Regions from separate parts of the Homo sapiens genome. Here region 1 is linked to region 2. Evidence: chromatin contacts called from ENCODE Hi-C or POLR2A ChIA-PET data. All regions are on one chromosome and are shown on one strand. The core of a region is the stretch at or near the end of the contact, and the rest is flanking DNA. Distances in the headings are between cores, read along the strand shown.

Region 1 (6,583 bases), core at 49-2,548, 190 kb after region 2:
CTGAGTAGTTGGGATTACAGGCACACACCACTATGCCCAGCTAATTTTTGTATTTTTAGTAGAGACGGGGTTTCACTATGTTGGTCAGGCTAGTCTCGAACTCCTGACCTTGTGATCTGTCTGCCTCGGCCTCCCAAAGTGCTGGGATTACAGGTGTGAGCCACCACGTCCAGCTGCAAAGGGACTTTTGAGAATGAGTCGTCTGAGGAGTGTCTGAGCTGGTGCGGGGCAGCTCCCTCGTTCTCCTCACAGCAGCAACCTGCAAGTGAAAGGGCTGGTCCTGCTGAAATAACACCAGCGCCTAGATAAAGGAACAACCGTGGGGACAGAATGGAGACCCTCAATGCAGAGGAGGCTGGGACTGAGAGCTGCAGGAGCTGTGTGCACAGTCCTCCCTGCCCTGCCCCATTTGCAGAAATCTCAGGGAGAGTCCTGGACTTTCCACAGGACACAGGAATGGGATTGCAACCTGTTTTATCTAGACCTTAAAGGAGCAGAGCTACTCCAGCTGACACCAGGCCACATTTCAAGTCAGGTTTATTGAATGATGTGTTGGAGGAAATGCTTAAGATTCTGCATTTTCCTTATGCCTGAACTCTGAACCATTACCAGTTTATGGACATATGGAGGTAGTTGAAGTCAAAGGATATAGAGATTAGCTTATTTTAAGATAGTGAGTGACTAGGATGAGGGGATTTGTTGACCTGCTTCTTGAGAAAAGTGACTTATTGGGAACTTAAGCTCTGAGGCACTCAAAGGCCAGTAGACTGCACTTCCTGAGTGATAGAACTTTGGCAAGTTGTCGGAACACTGACCTTGATACTTATCCAGGGAGGCGCAGCGCCTTAGTTTCAAACCGCACGACTGGAGACTGCTCATTTTCCATTTCTGTACTGCCGAGAGCTTGGTGAAGTCACAGGTTTTGAAGAGTTACAGAGTTATTTGGAGGAAATAAGTTGCAATCTTGGAAGAGATTTGAGGAGTTTGAATCATGCTTAAGTTTCTGTGGCTGCCGCCGGAATCTTAGGAAATGATTTCCATACAGCTTATTAATTTCCCAGAAAACTGGTTTCCCTAGTGATGAGTGTTAATTTACAAGACCTGTAATGTAACTGCATGGATGGATTTTGCACCCAATGAGTGGGCCACGGAGTGGGTGGCAGGGCCCCCCTGTGGGAGTATGCTGAGGGGGCGGACTGGAATTAAAATCGGTCCACTGAGCTGTGTACCCTTGAGGGAGGCTGCATCTGCGGGGGAGGAAGGGTTGCCGTTTTCGTTTTCTTTTTCTTTTTCTTTTTTTTCTGAGATGGAGTCTTGCTCTGTCGCCCAGGCTGGAGTGCAATGGTGTGATCTCGGCTTACTGCAACCTCCACCTCCTGGGTTCAAGCGATTCTCCTGCCTCAGCTTCCTGAGTAGCTGGGATTACAGGCACGAGCCACCATACCGGGCTAATTTTTGTATTTTTAGAAGAGACGGGGTTTCACCATGTTGGTCAGGCTGATCTTGAGCTCCTGACCTTGTGATCCGCCCGCCTCAGCCTCCCAAAGTGCTGGGATTACAGGCATGAGCCACCGCGCCTGGCCAGGGGTGCCTTTTTCTAACACATCCACCTGGAGGTACCTTCCCCAAATTTGCCCAAGGGTGGCATCTAAGCAGGCAATTGAAGGACCTTAGTAAATGATGCCACATGAGGGTAGGCATCATTGTCCCCCTTTGGCCATCCTGACATGGTAATGGGGGTGGGAAGCCCCTAAGCAGGTACCCACATAGAGAGAGGCCAAGGAAAACTTGGATGTACCTTCACATGGATCCCTCGAGATTGATCAGTTCTCAGTGGCTCTGAGAAAACTGAAATACTTTAGCAGATGTTATTTAACTTTGGAGAGCAAATTTCCGTACGTTTCTGAATTAACATGGGTTTACCTTATCAATGTATTGCATTTTCAAAGATAAAAATATATTATGCCTTTGGGAAGCTGAAGTGGGCGGATGACCTGGGGTCAGCAGTCCGAGGCCAGTCTGGCCAACATGGTGACACTCTGCCTCTACTAAAAATACAAAAATTAGCTGGGCGTGGTGGCGGATCACGAGGTCAAGAGTTTGAGACCATCCTGGCCAACATGGTGAAACCTCCTCTCTACTAAAAACACAAAAATTTGCTGGGCATGGTGGCAGGCACCTGTAGTCCTAGCTACTCAAGAGGCTGAGGCAGGAGAATCATTTGAACCCACGAGACGGAGGTTGCAGTGAGCCGAGATCGCGCCACTGCACTCCAGCCTGGCGACAGAGCAAGACTCCATCTCAAAAAAGAAAGAAAGAAACAAAAACCTAATTGAATTAGAAAAGCCACAATCGTTTCTCTTTAAATCGAGTGAGAGTACATACCTAATTATCTGTTGGGTGTACCCACATCCTGTTCTCACTTAGGATGAATTTTGGAGAAGAGCAAATTTAAAATTATTAGTTATTAAAATGAGAGGCTAATAATATCTAGACAACAGGTGGTACTCAAAGCACTTCTTGGTTGGTTTATGGAGAGCTCTGCGGCTTAGAGAGGAGGACCGTGGTCACCAGTTGAAGTGGGATACTGAGACATGTGATGGCTTAGAGAGAATCCAGTTACCTACAGTTCTTCATCATCGAGATGACCCTTGTATACTTCAGACTCAACTTGTCTAAATGTAAACCCATCATCTCCTTCCTCAAACTTGCTCTGCCTCCTGCACCTTCAGTAAAGGATATCACCATCTGTCCAATGCCCAAAGTAGAAACTTGGATGTTTTCCTTGATTTCTCCGTTTTTTCCTACCTTGTCCCTTGCTCCCCAGGTTGCATCATTTACCGAATCCCATCAGCTCTACCTTTTAAATATTTCTTGAATCCATTCACTTTCCTCCATCCCCTCAGCCCCTTCCCTATTTCAGAGCTCTGTCTTCTCTCATCTGTGGGCAGCAGGAAGCAGCTTTCTGATTTCCTCACCTCTTGTCTTACCTCACTTCAAGCCATCCTCCACACCATAGCCAGGGTAGATCTTAAGTGTACATCTGATTGTCACTGGCTTTCTTAAAGACCAGCGTCCTACACTGCCCTCCAGTTCATGCCCAGGGTCCTGTGGCTCACATATTCCTTCAGGAACAGGCTCTGGGACCTCTCCAGTTTTACCTGTTGGCCACCCCAACCTCCATGCCACAATCAGCTTCCTTTAGATCTCTGAATGCCTCTTGCTCCCTCTTCCCTCTAAGCATTTTCTTTTTTTCACGTTGGTCCCTTTGTTTAGAATGCTTAACACTCTCCTATGTCTTTCAGCTTTCAACTTAGATGTAACTTCCTCCATGAAAGCTTTCTCTGGCTTCCTCGAGTCTAGGTCAGGTTCCCCTGTTACAGGCTCCCGGAGCATCCAGTATGCCCTCCATCACAGCCCTCACTCTGCATCATCTCTGCCGCCTAAGTCCCCAAAGAGACGATGAGACGCTTGAAGGTGGGGCTGTGACCGTCTCAGTGTTACGTCTCCAGCAATTACTGTATATATGGCTGGTACTCAATAAGTATTTGTCTATAATTGAGAGTCCACAATGAATGATTGCCCTCAGAAAGATTTGGTAGCAAATAGATTACGATTAAAAGAATTTTTAAAGGCATTTTTTTCCAACTTCATCTCTCTTCTTCTTTGCAGTTCGATCCTGCAAATGCTGTAAAGTTTTGACAATGAACGCATGTATGGGATAGCCTGGTATGATAGAAACAACTCCAGGCTTGGAATTCTAACAATGGCCAACATTTGTTGAACTCTCTATAATATGCCAGGCTATGTGCCAAACCCATTACATGCATTAACTTCTTTAGTCCTCCTAATAGCTCTGTGGGATAGCTACTCATCTTCATTCAACAGAGAGGAAATAGAGAGAGGCACAGGGAATCAGACCTCAGCTCAAATCCCTGCTCTGCCACTTACTGGCTGCATGACTTGGGTGAACAATCTCTCCCTCATTTCCTGAGCTATAAAATAGAGGTACTACTCGCTGATTCCTTGATTTGCAAATTTTAAGTTTTCTTATACCCCGTACATATCACACATGCATATTACATGGTGGCTTTTCATAGGTTAATTTCGAAGGCCACCGATACATTGCTGTGTATCAGTGGACAAATGACCTGCCACATGGTTTTGTTCCAGCCTGCCAGCCATTAGTTCAGCTTTAGCAGTGATCCTGTATGTGTGTTCAATTATTTAAATAATTGACTGTACCTTGCCCTCATTATATTATAAAAATGTGTGTAATGGAAATAAAATTCTGATACTAGTGATTATTAGAATAACTAACAATTATTGAGCACTGTGTCAGCGATGAAACTCTTGTCCCTCAGCTTCAAACTTGTCTCCCACTCTTCTATATTTGGCTGTGTGATGCAGGGGCTGGAACTCTGCAAACTGCATTTTTCCTTTGTCCCCTTCTTCCTGTTAGGCTCTATTAATAAAGGACCATTAGAGGGAGGTTGCAGGACTGGATGAGAAAGAAGGGACGTTTTCCCGTTGGCTTTCCATTTATTTCTGGTTGACTTCCTGTGCCTGTCACTATCATCCAGCAATGCTGCTTCTTCAGTCTAGCAGAAGCAGTTCAATCCAGCTTGCAGTTTTTCCAATTGGCAAAGCCAGCCTCATTGCATCTCTGAAGAGATGGCTGACAGCCAGCCGGTACCTCATCCTCAGAAGTCTGTGTCTCAGTCCCATGGGACTCCCCTCTGAGCTTCTAAGTCTTAATAACGGCAACCTCTTCCCTTTGTTCTCTCAGCCCTACAAGCTGCTTCCTGCAGTTTTTACCTCTGTGATAGCTTATTGTTCTCTTTTTGCTTTTTCAGTTACATCGTTCATTCTTTATTACCTAGCTAAGCATTCTCTGTGTTAAATTCTCACTGTTAAAACAACTCATCTGTTTTCCATCTCCTAACTGGACCCTGACATAAAGCATTTATCCAATTCACTTCATTCTAAGAATAATCCTAAGAATCTAACAATAATCCTAAGAAGTTGCTTATATCTATTTATCTATTGTAATTTAAAAAAATTTGTCATTGTTATTATTATTATTTTACAGATAGGAAACTAAAGGATACAGTGGTTAGGCAACTTGCCCAAGTTTACACAGCGAGAAAGTGGCAGAGCTTGGCTTTAAATCTACGCAGGCTAGTTCCAGGGCCCTTCATCTTAAACGTTAAGCCAGTGGTTCTCAAACTTAAGTGAGCATTACAATCACCTGGATGGTTTCTTTCTTTTCTTTCTTTTTATTTATTTATTTTTTTGAGATGGAGTTTCCCTCTGTTGCCCAGGCTGGAGCGCAGTGGCATGATCTCAGCTCACGCCAACCTCTGCCTCCCAGGTTCAAGCAATTCTCCCGCTTCAGCCTCCCTAGTAGCTGGGATTACAGGCGCCTGCCACCATGCCCGGCTAATTTTCGTATTTTTAGTAGAGATGGGGTTTCACCATGTTGGCCAGGCTGGTCTCGAACTCCCGACCTCAGGTGATCTGCCCGCCTTGGCTTCCCAAAGTGCTGGGATTACAGGCATGAGCCACCGCGCCCGGCCTGGATGGTTTCTTAAAACCTGAGTTTCTGGGTTTCATCCCCAGAGTTTCTGATTCAGTGGGGCTGGAGTAGGGCCTGCCCGAGAATTTGCATTTTTAACAAGTTCTCAGGTGATGCTCCTCTCAGGACCCAATTTGAGGACTGTACCACTGGGCTATAGATGTCAGGTTTAATGTAAGTAAGACAAAGATGGAAACAATTAAGCGGGCTTGACGTTGTGACTATCCTATCCTCAATTTAAGCCCATTGGACTTAAATCTGCCAAGTGTATATTATAAAGGAAAAAAAGTAAATGTTGAATTGAAGAGTTTGTCAGCCCTATGAGCTAGGTACTATTACCATCAATCTTATCTTACAAATGAGAAAACTGAGACACATGAAGTTTAATAACTTGTCCAAGATCACACAACTAGTAAATGATAAAGATGAGATTCAAACTCAGGCAGGCAGTCTGACTCCGAGTACCTTCTCTTAGCCATTGCACTATACTAATTCTCATAGGAGTGATAAATAGCAGTGTATCTCTGGGGAAAAAGAACACAACTTTTTTTTTATTTTTAGAGATGGGGTCTCATTTTGACACCAAGGATGGCACTCAGTGGCGTGATCATAGCTCACTGCTACCTCAAACTCATGGGCTCAAGGGATGCTGTCACCTCAGCCTCCTGAGTAGCTAGGACTACAGGTGCCTGCCACTGGGCCTGACTAATATTTTTATTTTTTGTAGAAATGGAGACTCGCTTTGTTGCTCAGGCTGGTCTCCAACTCCTGGGCTCAAGTGATCCTCCTGCCTTGGCCTCCCAAAGTGCTGGGATTACAGGTGTGAGCCACCACACCCAGCAGGATACAATTTATAATACTAGGATTGTCCTGGGAAAGGTTGCTGGTTCCCTCTGTGGACCAGCTTTACCAGGAGAGGGTCAATCAATGCATCCTTCACTGGGGACCTTCCAGGCAGCCCAATTCAATAGCACTCTGCAAATTGTGTCTGCAGTTGTGAGTGCA
Region 2 (6,966 bases), core at 94-2,593:
TTCTTAATGTAGCAAAACTTTTTGGGAGTGTGGCAGAAACTGCTAGTTGAACCCCAATATCTATTATTTCCTTCTCCTCTCATAGTAACAGAGCCCCCAGTTTTCAGCTGGGGCAATGGCCACATGGAATCACAACTCTATTTCCCAGCCCTCCCAGACCTAGGCGTGGCCATTTGCTTTCTGGCTAACGGGATGTGTGCAGAAGTGAGAGCGACTTTCGGGCTCTGTCTGCCCTCAGCTCTCCCTCCCCCTGCTCCCTTCCTCTTGGCAAGAAGCGTGAACGTGGAGGTATGAGATGAAGTGTTTTCTTAGTCCACAAGCCGAAAGCCAAATTTTGAGAATGTCAGAGCAAAAAAAGGAAAGCCAGGGATCTAGATTCTCGATGACTGTATGAGAAATAAACTTACTTAAAGTTCTGGTGTTCAGATTTCTCTGTTGCAGTAGTTGAACTTTTCTCTTAACTAAGATAGCAGTCTTCAAACCTCCCAAACATATCAAATAACCTATTTCACAAGTTAAATTACACAGAATCTACTTTTATGTTCCTAAACAAAGAAAGCAAATAACTTAGGGAAAACAATACACACATTTTTAGACCTACTTCAATTTCTTTCCCCACATTACATGCACCTGACTTGCTTTTCCTTTCTTGTGCCAAGTGCTTCAGAGTTTTCAGGATATGACACGTAATTTCTCCAAGAACCCAGTAAAACCTGGTATCCTGCCGGGCGTGGTGGCTCATGCCTGTAATCCCAGCACTTTGGGAGGCCGAGGTGGGCGGATCATTAGAGGTCAGGAGTTTGAGACCAGCGTGATGAACATGGTAAAACCCCGTCTCTATTAAAAAATAAAAAAAATGGCCGGGCACAATGGCTCACACCTGTAATCCTAGCACTTCAGGAGGCCAAGGCGGGCAGATCACAAGGTCAGAAGTTTGAGACCAGTGTGGCCAACATAGTGAAACCCTGTCTCTACTAAAAATACAAAAAAATTAGCTAGGCATGGTGGTGGGTGCCTGTAATCCCAGCTACTTGGGAGGCTGAGTCAAGAGAATCACTTGAACCCAAGAGGCGGAGGTTGTAGTGAGCCGAGATGGCGCCACTGCTCTCCAGCCTGGGCGACAGTGCAAGACTCCAGCTCAAAAAAAAAAAATTAGCTGGGCGTGGTGGTGTGGGCCTGCGATCCCAGCTAAGGCTGAAGTAGGAGTATAGCTTGAGCCCAGGAGACAGAGGTTGCAGTGAGTCAAGACTGCACCACTGCACTCCAGCCTGGGCAACGGAGCTAGACGCTGTCTCAAAACAGAAACAAAAACCTGGTATCCCAAGTCAGCCACTGGAGGGCAGTCTTTACCAGCAGAGCTTACCCACCTTGTGCACACCGCCTGGGAGATGACTGTCACTACCTCCCTACCTTCCTTCTGGAAAACAGGAGAATGAGGAAATCTGCATTCTGTTGGGAAAAACTCTGCAGCTGATTATGGACACCACTAAGAAGGTGTAAGACCTCTTAAATAAGACTGTATTACCCAAAATTAGTTTGTTATTTTTTTAAAACAACATACTTTGGCCAGGCACAGTGGCTCATGCTTATAACCCCAACACTTTGGGAGGCTGAGGCAGGCAGACTGCTTGAGCCCAGGAGTTCAAGACCAGCCTGGGCAACATAGTGAAAACCAGTCTCTACAAAATACAGAAAACAAAACAAAACAAAAAACCTAATTGGGTGTGGTGGTATCACCTGTAGTCCTGGGAGACTGAGGTGGGATTGCTGGAGCCCAGGGAGGCTGAGACTACAGTGAGTTATGATCATAAAACAAAACAAAACAAAAAAACCCACAAGAGCAACAACCACCAAAAAACCACAACGTATTTCGGCCTAGAGCCTGAACTCACCTACTGACTTTCCTCATTCTCTTCCCATTCAATAATTCTCTCTCTGTTGCTAATTTCCTGCTAGCTTGAGAAAGCAGACACCCATTGTTTTGTATTTGTTATACACTTAACTTCGATTCATGCTTTGATTAAATGTTTCTATTTCTGCCCTCCCTGTTTCCTACACATACCTGTGGCAAGTCAGAATTTACTTCAGCAAACTGAAGGGGAAGAGTCTGTATCTGAGATTTTCCCTCCAGATATTAAAAAATATGGCTGTTTACAAGTTAAGTGCTCACTGATAACCATTACAATGGTACTTAGGCATGGATATGCCTGATACTCACATTAGTTACTATTTACTGAGCACTTGCTCTGTGCTAGGTAGGTCCTTCATATACAATCTCTAATTCTTCTACAACCCTGAAAGACCAGGGCTCAGAACCTGCACAGGTTACACCAGTAATGAGTGGCTGAGATCTGAGATTTGCAACAAGCTCTAACTGCAAAGCTCATGCTCCTTCTACTTTAACACACTGCTTCCTTCCCATATGGAACTACTTATTCCTCAGTTGTCCCTTTTCATGTCAAAGGCAGCACCTCTTCCCACTTTGAGGAAAAAGATCAGCTGTGTTTCTGTTGTCCCAAAGTTGTATGGAGGGTAAAACAGTGCCATTTTTTGCCACCCTCCTGTTTCCTGGCATATCTTTTTTTTTTTTTTTAGACAGAGTCTTGCTCTATCTCCCAGGCTGGAGTACAGTGGCGTCATCTCAGTTCACTGCAACCTTGACCTCCCAGGTTCAAACAATTCTCCTGCCTCAGCCTCCCAAGTAGCTGGGATTACAGGTGCACACCACCATGTCTGGCTAATTTTTGTATTTTTAGTAGAGACAGGGTTTCACCATGTTGGCCAGGCTGGTCTCGAACTCCTGACCTCAGGTGATCTGCCCACCTCAGCCTCCTAAAGTGCTGGAATTACAAGCATGAACCACACACCCAGCCTGTTCTCTGGCATAGTTTCTAGGAATGCACTTCAGCAATAACCAGGAACAGTCTGTACTCACAGACAGCTCCTTATCTCAACTGCTAATCATGGATTCCATTTCCTGGGTAAACAGTGGTATCATCTCACGCACTACTGCTTCTCTGCAGTTCCTTCACACTTTGCTGTGGTTTTTCTTTTCAGATGCCCTTAAACCATATTTAGGGCATTGTGGCACAGACCCACCTATCTCCTCCAACCTTACATTTACCATTAAGTAGGTGGCCATGTGACAAGTCAGTACAGTTGTTCAGCATCACTGGAGGAGTGGATTGGCAATATGCAAAGCGGCAAAAAATGGAAACGAACTTATCCAAGAGCTTCTAACATAAACAGCAATGCTAAGTTGATTCAAAGCAGAAATCAGTAAAGCCACATATCCCTATGTGAAGCAAAACAGATTTTGAGGTACATATACGACAAGCCTGAGTAGGAAGTTCAGATGACAATAACTGATTTACTAAGGGATTTTGGCAGAATTCTTACCCCTGAAGCCAGAACCACAGTGGGAGCACTAGTAAGCAGTTGGGGATGCCTGTCTTAGTCATTCTGGCTACGAATGCCTCAAAGTCAAATGAGATGCTGTAGCACCATGATTCCTAAATCTGCTGCCTAAGTAGATGAATCAGCAGAAACACTTATTAAAAACCCAGATTCCCAGGGATCTCAAGAAGAATCCGATGCAGTAAGTTTGAGATGGTGGCCTAGGTAGCTATCAGCAGATGATTCTTATAACCAGGTAAGTCTGAGAAAGTCGTTAATAAACTTAACAGATTTTAGAACCACCGATAACACCACGAATTTTATTTTATTTTTTTGAGATGGAGTTTTGCTCTTGTTGCCCAGGCTGGAGTGCAATAGCAAGATCTCGTCTCACTGCAACCTCTGCCTGCCGGGGTCAAGCGTTTCTCCTGCCTCAGCCTCCCGAGTAGCTGGGATTACAGGCGCCCGCCACCACGCCCAAATAATTTTTTGTATTTTTAGTATAGACGGGGTTTCACTATGTTGGCCTGATCTCGAACTCCTGACCTCAGGCGATCCACCCGCCTTGACCTCCCAAAGTGCTGGAATTATAGGCGTGAGCCACTGCGACAAGCTCTATGAATTTTTAAGTTGATCCTAATCTCTATCTGATAGCTAAAATCTTTTTCGATTTTGGGCTATTCTTAAAACAATTCATTCTCCTTAGATAGGTAGGCTGGGTTTCAAGCTGAAAAACATCTATATGATATCTTTTTTTTTTTTTTTTTTTTTTTTAAACAGAGTTTCACTCGTTGCCCAGGCTGGAGTGCAATGGTGCGATCTCAGCTCACTGCAACTTCCACCTCCTGTGTTCAAGCCATTCTCCTGCCTCAGCCTCCTGACTAGTTGAGATTACAGGAGCCCGACACCATGTCCACCTAATTCTTGTATTTTTGGTAGAGACAGTTTCACCAAGTTGACCAGGCTGGTCTTCAACATCTGACCTCAGGTGATAACGCACGCCTCAGCCTCTCAAAGTGCTGGGATTACGGGCGTGAGCCACCGTGCCCAGCCATTGTTTTTTGTTTTTTTGTTTTTGAGACAGTCTCCCTCTGTCACCCAGGCTGAAATGCAGTGGCACAGTCTTGGCTCACTGCAACCTCCGCCTCCTGGGTTCAAGTGATTCTCCTGCCTCAGCCTCCCAAGTAGCTGGGATTACAGGTGCATGCCACCCACCACGCTCGGTTTTTGTATTTTTAGTAGAGATGGGGTTTCACCACGTCGGACAGGCTGGTCTCAAACTCCTGACCTGAAGTGATCTGTCCGCCTTGGACTGCCAAAGTGTTAGGTGGCTCACAGGTGTGAGCCACCATGCCGAGCCCATATTATATACTTAATAGCTTTAGAGTATACCTGCCAAAAGTTGAGGTAATTTAACCCTGATGCTCTGAAAGCATACCAAGGTTAGAGACAACCACTTTTCATTAGTTCTGAAATGGGGAGCTTGGAGTTAGCAGGCCTGACTTTAAACACTTTGTCATTTATTAGCTGTAATGCTCCCAAGGAAACTGTTTAACCTCTGAGCCACAGTTTCCTCATTTGTAAAACAGGGATGAAAATCCCCACCCTCCAGGGTTGTGTGTGGATTATAGAAAATGTAGAAATACAAGCATGGCATACACAAAAGCACTCAATATTGATACCATAGTCATCTACCACATTAACGATGTTTTAGTCAATGACAGACTGCATATATTAACAGTGGTCCCATAAGATTATAACACTGTATTTTTACAGTATCTTTTCTATATTTAGATATGTTGAGATCCACAAATACTTATTGTTCTATTACAACTTCCTATAGTATTCAATAGTAACATGCGGAACAGGTTTACAGCCTAGGAGCAATAGGCCACACCATACAGCCTAAGTGTGTAGTTAGCTATTCTATCTGGATTTAAGTACACTGCGATGTTCACACAACAAAATCACCTAATGACACGTCTCAGAATGTACCATCATCAGGTGATGCATGGCTACATTTCCAATTGATTCAGGAAAACATGGCTCTATGTGCTATTTTTTTTTTTAATTTTTTAATTTTTATTTTTTTGAGACAGAGTCTCTCTCTGTCACCCAGGCTGGAGTGCAGTGCCGCGATCTCAGCTCACCGCAACCTCTGCCTCCCAGGTTCAAGCAATTCTCCTGCCTCAGTCTCCCGAGTAGCTGGGATTACAGGCATGTGCCACCACACCCCGCTAATATTGTATTTTTAGTAGAGATGGGGTTTCTCCATGTTGGTCAGGCTGGTCTCGAACTCCTGCCTTCAGGTAATCCGCCCGCCTCAGCCTCCTAAAGTGCTGGGATCACAGGCGTGAGCCACCATGCCCGGCCTCTATGTGCTATTTTAAAATTCTCTCAATACATTAATTCTCCTGTACCTCCAAATTATTAAAAAAAAAAAAGAACTCTACAGAAAGCTAAGAATCATTAAACAGGTAACAGCCCGAACATCAGAGGTATAAACTACAGCATTCTCCTACCATAAATAAACAAGTCAACAGCGGATCCCTTTTAGAGATGAATCAAGTAGAAAGCTGTGCCCATGAGTCAGCTCTGCCTCCACTGCCAGAGACAGCAGTGTTCCCCTGCCTCTTGGCCCATTCCGGGATCCTTTGCAATACATAACGCGGCTCTTGCCAATGATTACTACAGGAGTAGAAGAGTTTCACACCAACAGACTTGTTTTTCCAACTAGGCTTTCACCCACAGGTTCTTATGGGATCATCAACCCTGTCACCGTGAATCTTTTCAGCACTTGTCAATTATTTAGGCAAACAACATCATTTACATGTGAAATTTCCCATCTCTACCCAACACAAACCTTGGAGGGCTGAACCTTTGCTGACTGGGCAATCCCTTCTCCAGGAGTTATGACCTGTTTTTGAGGGGACACAGCTATCATGTGACCCCCTTTCACAGTCACATACTGCGGGAGTGGTGACTGGCTGGCAGCTCCTGTTGCGGGCACGTGAGGGGCTTCACCAGGTTCCTGTTTGATGATCACCTTGCAACAAACATAATGACACTGAATAAACATCCATAAACATCCCATTTTATAAAGCTGCTAATATCTGACTCTTCTCCGTTTGCAGGGATTAATGAATTGATGAAACTTGATACGTAAAGAATGACTCCACCAGAAGGGTAAATATACATACTGCTTAAATACAGTCCATACCAGCTATTAAAGGGACCAAAAGTAGGATCTGAACTTGATCCTGTGCTCCTGTAATAACACAGTCACTTGTTTTAGAGACTGTGGCAAATGACAGCAGAGAGAAACAAACACACTGTGCTCCATGAATCCCCATCTTGCTGGACTCCAAGGGCTGCCCTGAGGACATCATTAAATACATGGAAGCACGTCTCAGAATGAGGAGTTGAGACCCACTAAAAAGTAACATGTTGTAGGGGTAGTGGCAATGAACTCCAACATGCCACAAAAAGTATTATGACTTGTGGGACAATGCCCTAATACATACTCACTTTTGTGAAAGCTCCAAGTCCTCCTGTTATAGGTTTGGGGCT

The links. Hi-C counts contacts between places; a loop is a spot of excess contacts on that map. ChIA-PET counts read pairs that join two places held with the same protein, here RNA polymerase II (POLR2A). Pooled maps may share reads with other maps.
Region 1: a loop to region 2 is called in a pooled map, with 2.4 times the contacts of the local background. The contact joins two enhancer-like sites. A Hi-C loop is called at or near these places in 3 of 168 maps with a recorded cell type or tissue (CD4-positive, alpha-beta memory T cell, CD8-positive, alpha-beta T cell and naive thymus-derived CD4-positive, alpha-beta T cell), 16 of 37 single-sample maps with no recorded cell type and 11 of 50 pooled maps. POLR2A ChIA-PET finds 5 or more read pairs at or near these places in 2 of 52 experiments (WTC11 and activated T-cell).

The regions. Positions count from the first base shown.
Region 1 is chr3:183,574,791-183,581,373 of GRCh38, reverse strand. No RefSeq gene overlaps it. Among named protein-coding and RNA genes, the nearest start is that of KLHL6, 22 kb to the right of the region's middle. RefSeq lists a silencer at 159-453 and an enhancer at 1,124-1,373. Within about 2 kb of position 1,298, at least 6 of the 41 ENCODE cell types and tissues checked have a DNase peak (open chromatin) inside an H3K27ac peak, as active enhancers do.
Region 2 is chr3:183,761,573-183,768,538 of GRCh38, reverse strand. It overlaps YEATS2 (YEATS domain containing 2), which reads right to left. Exons shown (of 31, transcript NM_018023.5): 14 at 6,925-6,966; 15 at 6,260-6,442. Among named protein-coding and RNA genes, the nearest start is that of YEATS2-AS1, 45 kb to the left of the region's middle. Within about 2 kb of position 1,343, at least 6 of the 41 ENCODE cell types and tissues checked have a DNase peak (open chromatin) inside an H3K27ac peak, as active enhancers do.